Regions from separate parts of the Homo sapiens genome. Here all the other regions are linked to region 1. A link is a contact called in ENCODE Hi-C or POLR2A ChIA-PET data. All regions are on one chromosome and are shown on one strand. The core of a region is the stretch at or near the end of the contact, and the rest is flanking DNA. Distances in the headings are between cores, read along the strand shown. Region 1 holds the start of GLE1 (GLE1 RNA export mediator). Region 2 overlaps DNM1 (dynamin 1). Region 3 has its middle 19 kb from the start of SWI5.

Region 1 (2,600 bases), core at 35-2,534:
GAATTGTCCAACATGTGGCCATTCATGACTGGCTTCTCTCAGCATAATGCTTTCAAGATTGATGTTGCAGCGTATCATCAGCACTTTATTTTTATGGCCCCATAACATTCCATTATATAGATGTGGTGTTTCCTCCTGCCAAACAGGGCTGGTTGGGATTCCAAAGAAGCACTATGGCCGGGCGCAGTGGCTCATGCCTGTAATCCCAACGCTTTGGGAGGTCGAGGTGGGTGGATCAACTGAGGTCAGGAGTTCGAGACCAGCCTGACCAACATGGTGAAACCCCGCCTCTGCTAAAAATACAAAATAGCTGGGCGTGGTGGCTGGCGCGTGTAGTCCCAGCTACACGGGGAGCTGAGGCAGGAGAATCGCTTGAACCCGGGAGGCGGAGGTTGCAGTGAGCCGAGATCGAGCCACTGTACTCCAGCCTGGGGGACAGAGCAAGACTCTGTCTCAAAAAAGCAGCATTAAACCCAAAACATTTATTAGGGAAGCTTACAGAGTGGGCTGCAGCAATTCTCGCGACAGACAGAGAGAAGCGGTGTTTCACCTAGGTACATCCCCAGCGAGGGGTCAGGGTATGAAGTTTATATGAGGGTTTATGGAATTTGGCTAAAAGCAGGGGTCAGTTTCAGCGTTTTGGGCAATAACCTAGATATCCTTAGTGCCTAGGGATATGCAAGGCCCGTGTTTGGTTGCAAGTCTGCAGGAAAAAACTTGCAGCTGGCTGGGTCACAGGGCGGTCAAGGCACTCTGATACTTGGTCAGTGCACAGAAAGCGGGGGAACTCGGGAACCGCGCACATAGTACTATATTTTATTTATCCATTCACCAATGGATGGACGTTTGGGTTGCTTTCACTTTTTGGCTATTATGAATAACACTGCTGTGAACATTCATGGACAAGTTTTTATATATACATAGGTTTCATTTCTTTGGCGTATTTTATATATATATATATATTTACCTAGGAGAATTGCTGGGTCAAATGGTAATTGTTTAACCTTTTGAGGAACTGCCAGACTGTCTTCCACAGCAGGTGCTTCATTTTACAGTCCCATGAGCAGTGTATGAGGGTTCCAGTTTCTGCACAGTCTCAAGGCACAGACAAATTTTCAGCAGCCCCGGGGATTGGGAGCGGTGGTTACCTCTGCGGAACGTGCCCCGACAGCCAAGCCCTGCGCGCAGGCGCACTGGTGGGAGGGCGGGAACGCGGGAGCGTCGCCGGAGGTGGGGCGTGCAGGCGTTAGGGGCGGGGCTGTGCTGCGCGCGCGTCCCGGAAGCAGAAGCCTGTGTGGCCTTCCCGGCGGCTGATTCGAGGGCTTGTTTGGTCAGAAGGGGGGCGTCAGAGAAGCTGCCCCTTAGCCAACCATGCCGTCTGAGGGTCGCTGCTGGGAGACCTTGAAGGCCCTACGCAGTTCCGACAAAGGTCGCCTTTGCTACTACCGCGACTGGCTGCTGCGGCGCGAGGTGAGCGGTGGCCCCGGAGGACGTAGGCCTTTCCGGCCCCTCGCGACCGAAACCTTCTCCCTAGCCGTTGGCACGTTCTGCTCCCGGGAACCCGTGCAGTCTAACAACCTGCATTTATTTCTTGACTTCTGTGTGTACATCCCTCTGTCCTGGGGTTTCTGTCCTCTTCAGCCTATTTTAGCGTTTCGGGGAGCTCCCCTGACTTCACAGGTGCCCCGCGCTCTGAAGGCTTCATTGCTACCCTCCGCCAGTTGGGCGCCTTCTCCGTTCTGCTGTTGTCAAAGCAATCTCGGCCCCAGGTTCAGTTAACTTACTGTATGTCTCATGTGCTGGGAGCTCTAGAGTTTGCGACGAACGATTGACACGACCTAATCCATTGCTACTAGTGAAATGACCAAATTTTTAGATTGATTTGGCAGACCTGGAAAGTGAATGGGGGCGTGGTCACCGTACCTAGCATTTGCAAAGCTCTGCGCGAGAAGTGGAGGGATGTGGAGAGTTAAGGCCGAGCTCCCATTCCCGAGTCGCTGCTAGTTAGCTACAGATAAGGCGTTGTCCTGCATCCTCAGACTTCTTGGGAAACAATCCTAAAGTATTTCCCTGTCTTTTATGTTGTTGACAGTTTTGAAAAATACAGACCTTACATTCTGTAGGTTGACTGCCAGCATATGTGCTTTCAAACCACCAGACCAAGGTTAAGCATTCTTGGCAGGAATACCACAGAAATGATGCCATGGCTTTCTCAGTAAGTCACATGAGGAGGCACACAGATGTCAACCCATCCCAACACTGGTGATGCTAATCTTGATCACCTGGTTACGTTATTATCTGCCTGGTCTCTCCGTTTAAAATTCGTCATTTTTCCCTTAGTAATTGTTGGGAAGTAATAATACCAGTATCCTTTTTTCTGGGCAAACCTTAATCCTCCATGGCTTTAGCATTCATTGATGTTTTCCACATGAATCGATACCTCTATGACGTTGCCAGATCCTGTTTCTTTATATCCGCTATTCCTTCTGCATTTGTTAGTTGGCATTCTACTGTAAGGAGGTGCTTTCTATTTTATTCAGTGAGTTGTAATCCATTACTTTTATTATTTATTTATTTTATTTTAAATGTCCCAGATTTTG
Region 2 (2,600 bases), core at 57-2,556, 250 kb before region 1:
GGGCTGGGCGCGGTGGCTCACACCTGTAATCCCAGCACTTTGGGAGGCCAAGGCAGGTGGATCACGTGAGGTCAGGAGTTTAAGACCAGCCTGGCCAACATGGTGAAACCCCATCTCTACTAAAAATAGAACAATTAGCCAGGTGTGGTAGCGTGAGCCTGTAATTGCAGCTACTCGGGAGGCTGAGGCAGGAGAATCACTTGAACCCAGGAGGCGGAGGTTGCAGTGAACCGAGATCCTGCCACTGCACTCCAGCCTGGCCGACAGAGCGAGACTCCATCTCAAAAAAAAAAAAAAAGAAGAAGAAATATAATGAGGGGCTGTGCACGGTGGCTCATGCCTGTAATCCCAGCACTTTGGGAGGACAAGGCAGGAGGATCACTTGAGCCCAGGAGTTCAAGACCAGCTTGGGCAACACAGTGAGACTTTGTCTCTACACAAAAATTTTAAAGAATAGCGGGGGTTGGCCGGGCGCGGTAGTTCATGCCTGTAATCCCAGCACTTTGGGAGGCCGAGGTGCGCAGATCACCTGAAGTTGGGATTTTGAGACCAGCCTGACCAACATGGAGAAACCCCATCTCTATTAAAAATACAAAATTAGCCGGGCGTGGTGGCACATGCCTGTAATCCCAGCTACTCAGGAGGCTGAGGCAGGAGAATTGCTTGAACCCGGGAGGCGGAGGTTGCGGTGAGCTGAGATTGTGCCATTACACTCCAGCGTGGGTAACAAGAGTGAAACTCCGTCTCAAAAAAAAAAAAAAGAATAGCTGGGGTTGGTGGTAGCACGTGCCTGTAGTCCTAGCTACTGGAGAGGCTGACATTGGAAGATAACTTTGAGCCCAGGAGGTTGAGGCTACAGTGAGTGGTAATCTCCCCACTGTACTCCAGCCTGGTGAAAGAGCGAGACCCTATCTCCAGGAAGAAGAAAAAAAAAAACAACTGAGTAGACAAGAGTTCTGGTGGCATGATAGGTCCTAAGTCCCCTCCCGGTTCTGTGACCTTGGTCAGATGACTTTTCCTGTGGACCTCAGTGTCCTCATCTGAGTGAGAAAAGCGCGGTGGGGAGGTGAATCTTCCAGTCTACGCAGTGTAGGAGCCGCGTCTGAAAAGCCACACCAGCTCACAGTCCCAGCAGGGCCCGGTGGGGCGGCCAGGGCGGCACAGGCATCAGGTCCCCACCTCCTTCCCTCTTTGCCTACTCGCAGACCAAGGAGTTCATCTTCTCGGAGCTGCTGGCCAACCTGTACTCGTGTGGGGACCAGAACACGCTGATGGAGGAGTCGGCGGAGCAGGCACAGCGGCGCGACGAGATGCTGCGCATGTACCACGCACTGAAGGAGGCGCTCAGCATCATCGGCGACATCAACACGACCACCGTCAGCACGCCCATGCCCCCGCCCGTGGACGACTCCTGGCTGCAGGTGCAGAGCGTACCGGCCGGACGCAGGTACCAGGGCCGGCCCCCACGGCCCCAAAGCCCCCCAGCCCGGGGCCCGCGGGAGGAATGCCGGGACCGGGCAGTGGCGCGCCCGCGTCACCGGGGTGGCTCCCACCTGGAGCGAGGGGCGGAGCTTAGAGAGGGCGGGGCTTGTCGCGGGGCGGGGCTTGCCGTGGAGAGCTGGCTGCAAGGCTGGGTGGAGCTGGGGCGTTGGCGCCGCTGGGGGCGGGGCTTAAGCTCCGGCGACCGCCTTAGGGGTGCGGCAGGGAGGGGCTTGCGTGCATGGGCGTGGCCAGCACTGGGCTGGGGCGGGGCCTCTGGGTGGGCGGAGCTGCTCATCTCGCCTCTCCTTGTTCCTCGCTCCCTGTCGCCCTCAGGTCGCCCACGTCCAGCCCCACGCCGCAGCGCCGAGCCCCCGCCGTGCCCCCAGCCCGGCCCGGGTCGCGGGGCCCTGCTCCTGGGCCTCCGCCTGCTGGGTCCGCCCTGGGGGGGGCGCCCCCCGTGCCCTCCAGGCCGGGGGCTTCCCCTGACCCTTTCGGCCCTCCCCCTCAGGTGCCCTCGCGCCCCAACCGCGCCCCGCCCGGGGTCCCCAGGTGAGTAGGGGCTGAATGCGGCTGGAGAGGCTGCCGGACGGGCGTGGCCGGGAGGGAAATGGGGCTGGATTCCAGAGCATCGGACCTGGCCGCCAGAACCGGCCGTTTCTATCCCAGGCAATCGGACTCTGGGTGCCGGAGCCACGCCACGTGTGGCCGAGGGCTGGCGGAGCCTGCCCCCGAGGGAGCGCTGAGTCCCGGAGGTGGTCGTTTCTGGGGAGGGGGCTGTGGGGCTCGTCCCACCTGCCCCCTTCTTTCCAGCACTTGCATGGCGCTTCCCTCTATTTTCACTCTTGGCGGCCGCCCACACGTTGCATTCCTCCTCCTTTCTTCTTCTTGCTGTCCTCCATCCTCCATTCCGTCCAATTCCTCTCCCAGCCCCTGGGGAGCCTACCTTAGGTCTGACTCTGAACCCCGATCTGCTCTGAGTGTGTGGATTTCCTTCAGCTACCCTGATGTCCCCACTTCCCAGCCCTGACTCCTTTGAGCCATCCCAGGGGGTGTCCAGCCACTGGCCCACAGGAGCAGAGGCCAGGCTGTGACTGTGTGACTAGAAAGGTGTGTGATGT
Region 3 (2,600 bases), core at 59-2,558, 210 kb before region 1:
AGGAGGAGGAGGAGAGGGAAGTGGCCAGGCTCTGAGTGGGTGGGAGCCCCTTGAGAGGTGAGCCCTTCCTTGAGGTTTTCTCACCTTACACCATGTTCTCTATGTGGAGAGCTGGCTGGTCTTGCCTCTTCCTACACAAAAAAACTGTCAGGGCCAGGTGCTGGGGAGCCCCAGTCTCTGGGTCCCTGCCACACAGTGCTCACCTGCCAGCGGGAGGTCAGAGACTCAAGCAGCCACGACAATACAGATAAAATGCTGCCACAGGGTTATGGAAGCATGTTGGAGCTGCATCCAACCAATATGGGACACTGGGAAACTTCCCAGGGGAAGAGACATCCATGTCTGTCCAGTAGGAGGCAGCCAGGTAAGAATGTGGGAGAGGGCTGCCTGCCTGTAATCCCAGCACTTTGGGAGGCTGAGGCGGGCGGATCACCTGAGGTCAGGAGTTCGAGACCAGCCTGGGCAACATGGCAAAACCCCGTCTCTACTAAAAATACAAAAATTAGCCGGGCATGGTGGCACACATCTGTAATCCCAGCTTCTCAGGAGGCTGAGGCAAGAGAATCACTTGAACCTGGGTGGCAGAGGTTGCGGTGAGCCAAGATGGCACCACTGCACTCCAGCCTAAGCAACAGAGTGAGCCTCTGTCTCAAAAAAAAAAAAAAAAAAGGCCGGGCGCGGTGGCTCACGCCTGTAATCCCAGCACTTTGGGAGGCCGAGGCGGGTGGATCATGAGGTCAGGAGATCGAGACCATCCTGGCTAACAAGGTGAAACCCCGTCTCTACTAAAAATACAAAAAATTAGCCGTGCGCAGTGGCGGGCGCCTGTAGCCCCAGCTACTCGGGAGGCTGACGCAGGAGAACGGCGTGAACCCGGGAAGCGGAGCTTGCAGTGAGCCGAGATTGCGCCACTGCAGTCCGCAGTCCGGCCTGGGCGACAGAGCAAGACTCCGTCTCAAAAAAAAAAAAAAAAAAAAAAAAAAATGTGGGAGAGTATTCCAGAGGCAGAAAACTTAGTTGGCCCAGGACACAAAGGGATTTGGTCTCGTTGAAAGGTGATCAGGGATGGTGATTTGCAGGTTGTGTCCACTTGGATTCTTGGTGCATGATGAAAGTCTCCCCCAAACACAATCGTAACCCAGCTCTGCATTTTGGTTCAATCTTGAGGCACCCAGGGAGGACACTTGGAAGGAAAGCATCCACCTTGGTCTGTTTCTCTTGTGTGAGCTCAGCTCTCCCAGGTGTCATAGTGGGCACGGCCTCGAGGGGGCAGTGTCCACTCAGAGATGTGCCCAACTGCCCTGGGAAGCAAGCCCTGGGAGGGCCTTGTTGGAAAGGTTCCAGCCTGCCAGGCCAGATTCACGAAGGCTGAATCCTCAGAACACATAGAAGAGGGGGTTCTCTGGCAGCACCCCTCTCAGGAGTTTGAAGCAACCAGGGGCAGTAAGGAGCAAGCAGCTGCGAGATGTGGATTCCTCAGGCCGTGCCCCCATGTGCTGGAAAACAGGTGGCAGAGGTTACTCTGCCTGGTGTGTACACATACATGGTTTGTTTGATCATATCCGGTATAAACCCTACTCGAAAATATTTGTCATCCGGCACCTACGGAGTTCAAAATACTAACACAGTACAGCCTGCACTGTTGTCCCTGGGGACTGAAAGGGGTCATTTTTGGGTGGCCTGACAGAAATGTGTCACAGAGCAGTGTCGCCAAATAGTGCCCCACTCTAGTTTTGCTCAGAAGGGGCCACATCAGCTGGGCAGGGTGTGGTGGCTCATGCCTATAATCCTAGCATTTTGGGAGGCCAAAGCAGGACAATCAATTGAGCCCAGGAGTTTGAGACCACCTTGGCAACATAGTGAGACCTATCCTCCACAAAAAATTTTAAAAACAGCCAAACATGGGCCGGGCACGGTGGCTCACGCCTGTAATCCCAGCACTTTGGGAGGCCGAGGTGGGCGGATCATGAGGTCAGGAGATCGACACCATCCTGGCTAACACGGTGAAACCCCGTCTCTATTAAAAGTACAAAAAATTAGCCGGGCGTGGTGGCGGGCGCCTGTAGTCCCAGCTACTCGGCAGGCTGAGGCAGGAGAATGGCGTGAACCCGGGAGGCGGGGCTTGCAGTGAGCCGAATTGCGCCACTGCACTCCAGCCTGTGCGACAGTGCAAGACTCCGTCTCAAAAAAAAGAAAAAAAAAAACAAAGCCAAGCATGGTGGTACCCAGCTACTCAGGAGGTTGAAGTGGGAGGATCGATCCAGCTCAGGAGGTCAAGGCTACCATGAACCATGATCACACATTGCACTCTAGCATGGGTGATAGAGTGAGGCCCTGTCTTGAAAAAAAGGAGGGGCCGCTTGGGGAGAGAGGGAAGGGAGGAAGCCCAGGCCAAGGGCCCAGTGCCTCTGTGGTTGGGGCTAAGGGATGTTGGGGCCCCCAACCCTGATTCTTCGGAGGAATTGGGAGGAAAGCTCCAGGTTCCACGTCATGTGGATGGGCCTGAGAATGAGGTGAAAGGTAACAATCACACACCCAAACCAGTTATGAGCCAAAGGTTTCACCAGATAAGGGATTGATGGCCACAATCACCAGCACAT

Evidence for each region. A loop is a pair of places that touch in the nucleus more often than their neighbours do. ChIA-PET counts read pairs that join two places held with the same protein, here RNA polymerase II (POLR2A). Pooled maps may share reads with other maps.
Region 2: a loop to region 1 is called in a map with no recorded cell type, with 17 times the contacts of the local background. The contact joins the enhancer-like site here to the promoter of GLE1 in region 1. A Hi-C loop is called at or near these places in 2 of 37 single-sample maps with no recorded cell type and 7 of 50 pooled maps. POLR2A ChIA-PET finds 5 or more read pairs at or near these places in 2 of 52 experiments (CD8-positive, alpha-beta memory T cell and GM12878).
Region 3: a loop to region 1 is called in a map of PC-9, with 8 times the contacts of the local background. The contact joins the enhancer-like site here to the promoter of GLE1 in region 1. A Hi-C loop is called at or near these places in 2 of 168 maps with a recorded cell type or tissue (PC-9 and mammary epithelial cell), 1 of 37 single-sample maps with no recorded cell type and 8 of 50 pooled maps. POLR2A ChIA-PET finds 5 or more read pairs at or near these places in 4 of 52 experiments (GM12878, PC-9, activated B cell and 1 more).

What each region holds. Positions count from the first base shown.
Region 1 is chr9:128,503,435-128,506,034 of GRCh38, forward strand. It overlaps GLE1 (GLE1 RNA export mediator), which reads left to right and starts at 1,285. Exons shown (of 16, transcript NM_001003722.2): 1 at 1,285-1,470. The coding sequence starts at 1,372. RefSeq lists a silencer at 1,096-1,305 and an enhancer at 1,526-1,685.
Region 2 is chr9:128,248,910-128,251,509 of GRCh38, forward strand. DNM1 (dynamin 1) reads left to right here. Exons shown (of 22, transcript NM_004408.4): 20 at 1,206-1,447; 21 at 1,816-2,031. Among named protein-coding and RNA genes, the nearest start is that of MIR3154, 5.2 kb to the left of the region's middle. RefSeq lists an enhancer at 1,078-1,217 and silencers at 1,388-1,887, 1,898-1,987. Within about 2 kb of position 1,307, at least 9 of the 41 ENCODE cell types and tissues checked have a DNase peak (open chromatin) inside an H3K27ac peak, as active enhancers do.
Region 3 is chr9:128,294,248-128,296,847 of GRCh38, forward strand. No RefSeq gene overlaps it. Among named protein-coding and RNA genes, the nearest start is that of SWI5, 19 kb to the left of the region's middle. Within about 2 kb of position 1,309, at least 15 of the 41 ENCODE cell types and tissues checked have a DNase peak (open chromatin) inside an H3K27ac peak, as active enhancers do; they include PC-9, where a contact is called at or near this core.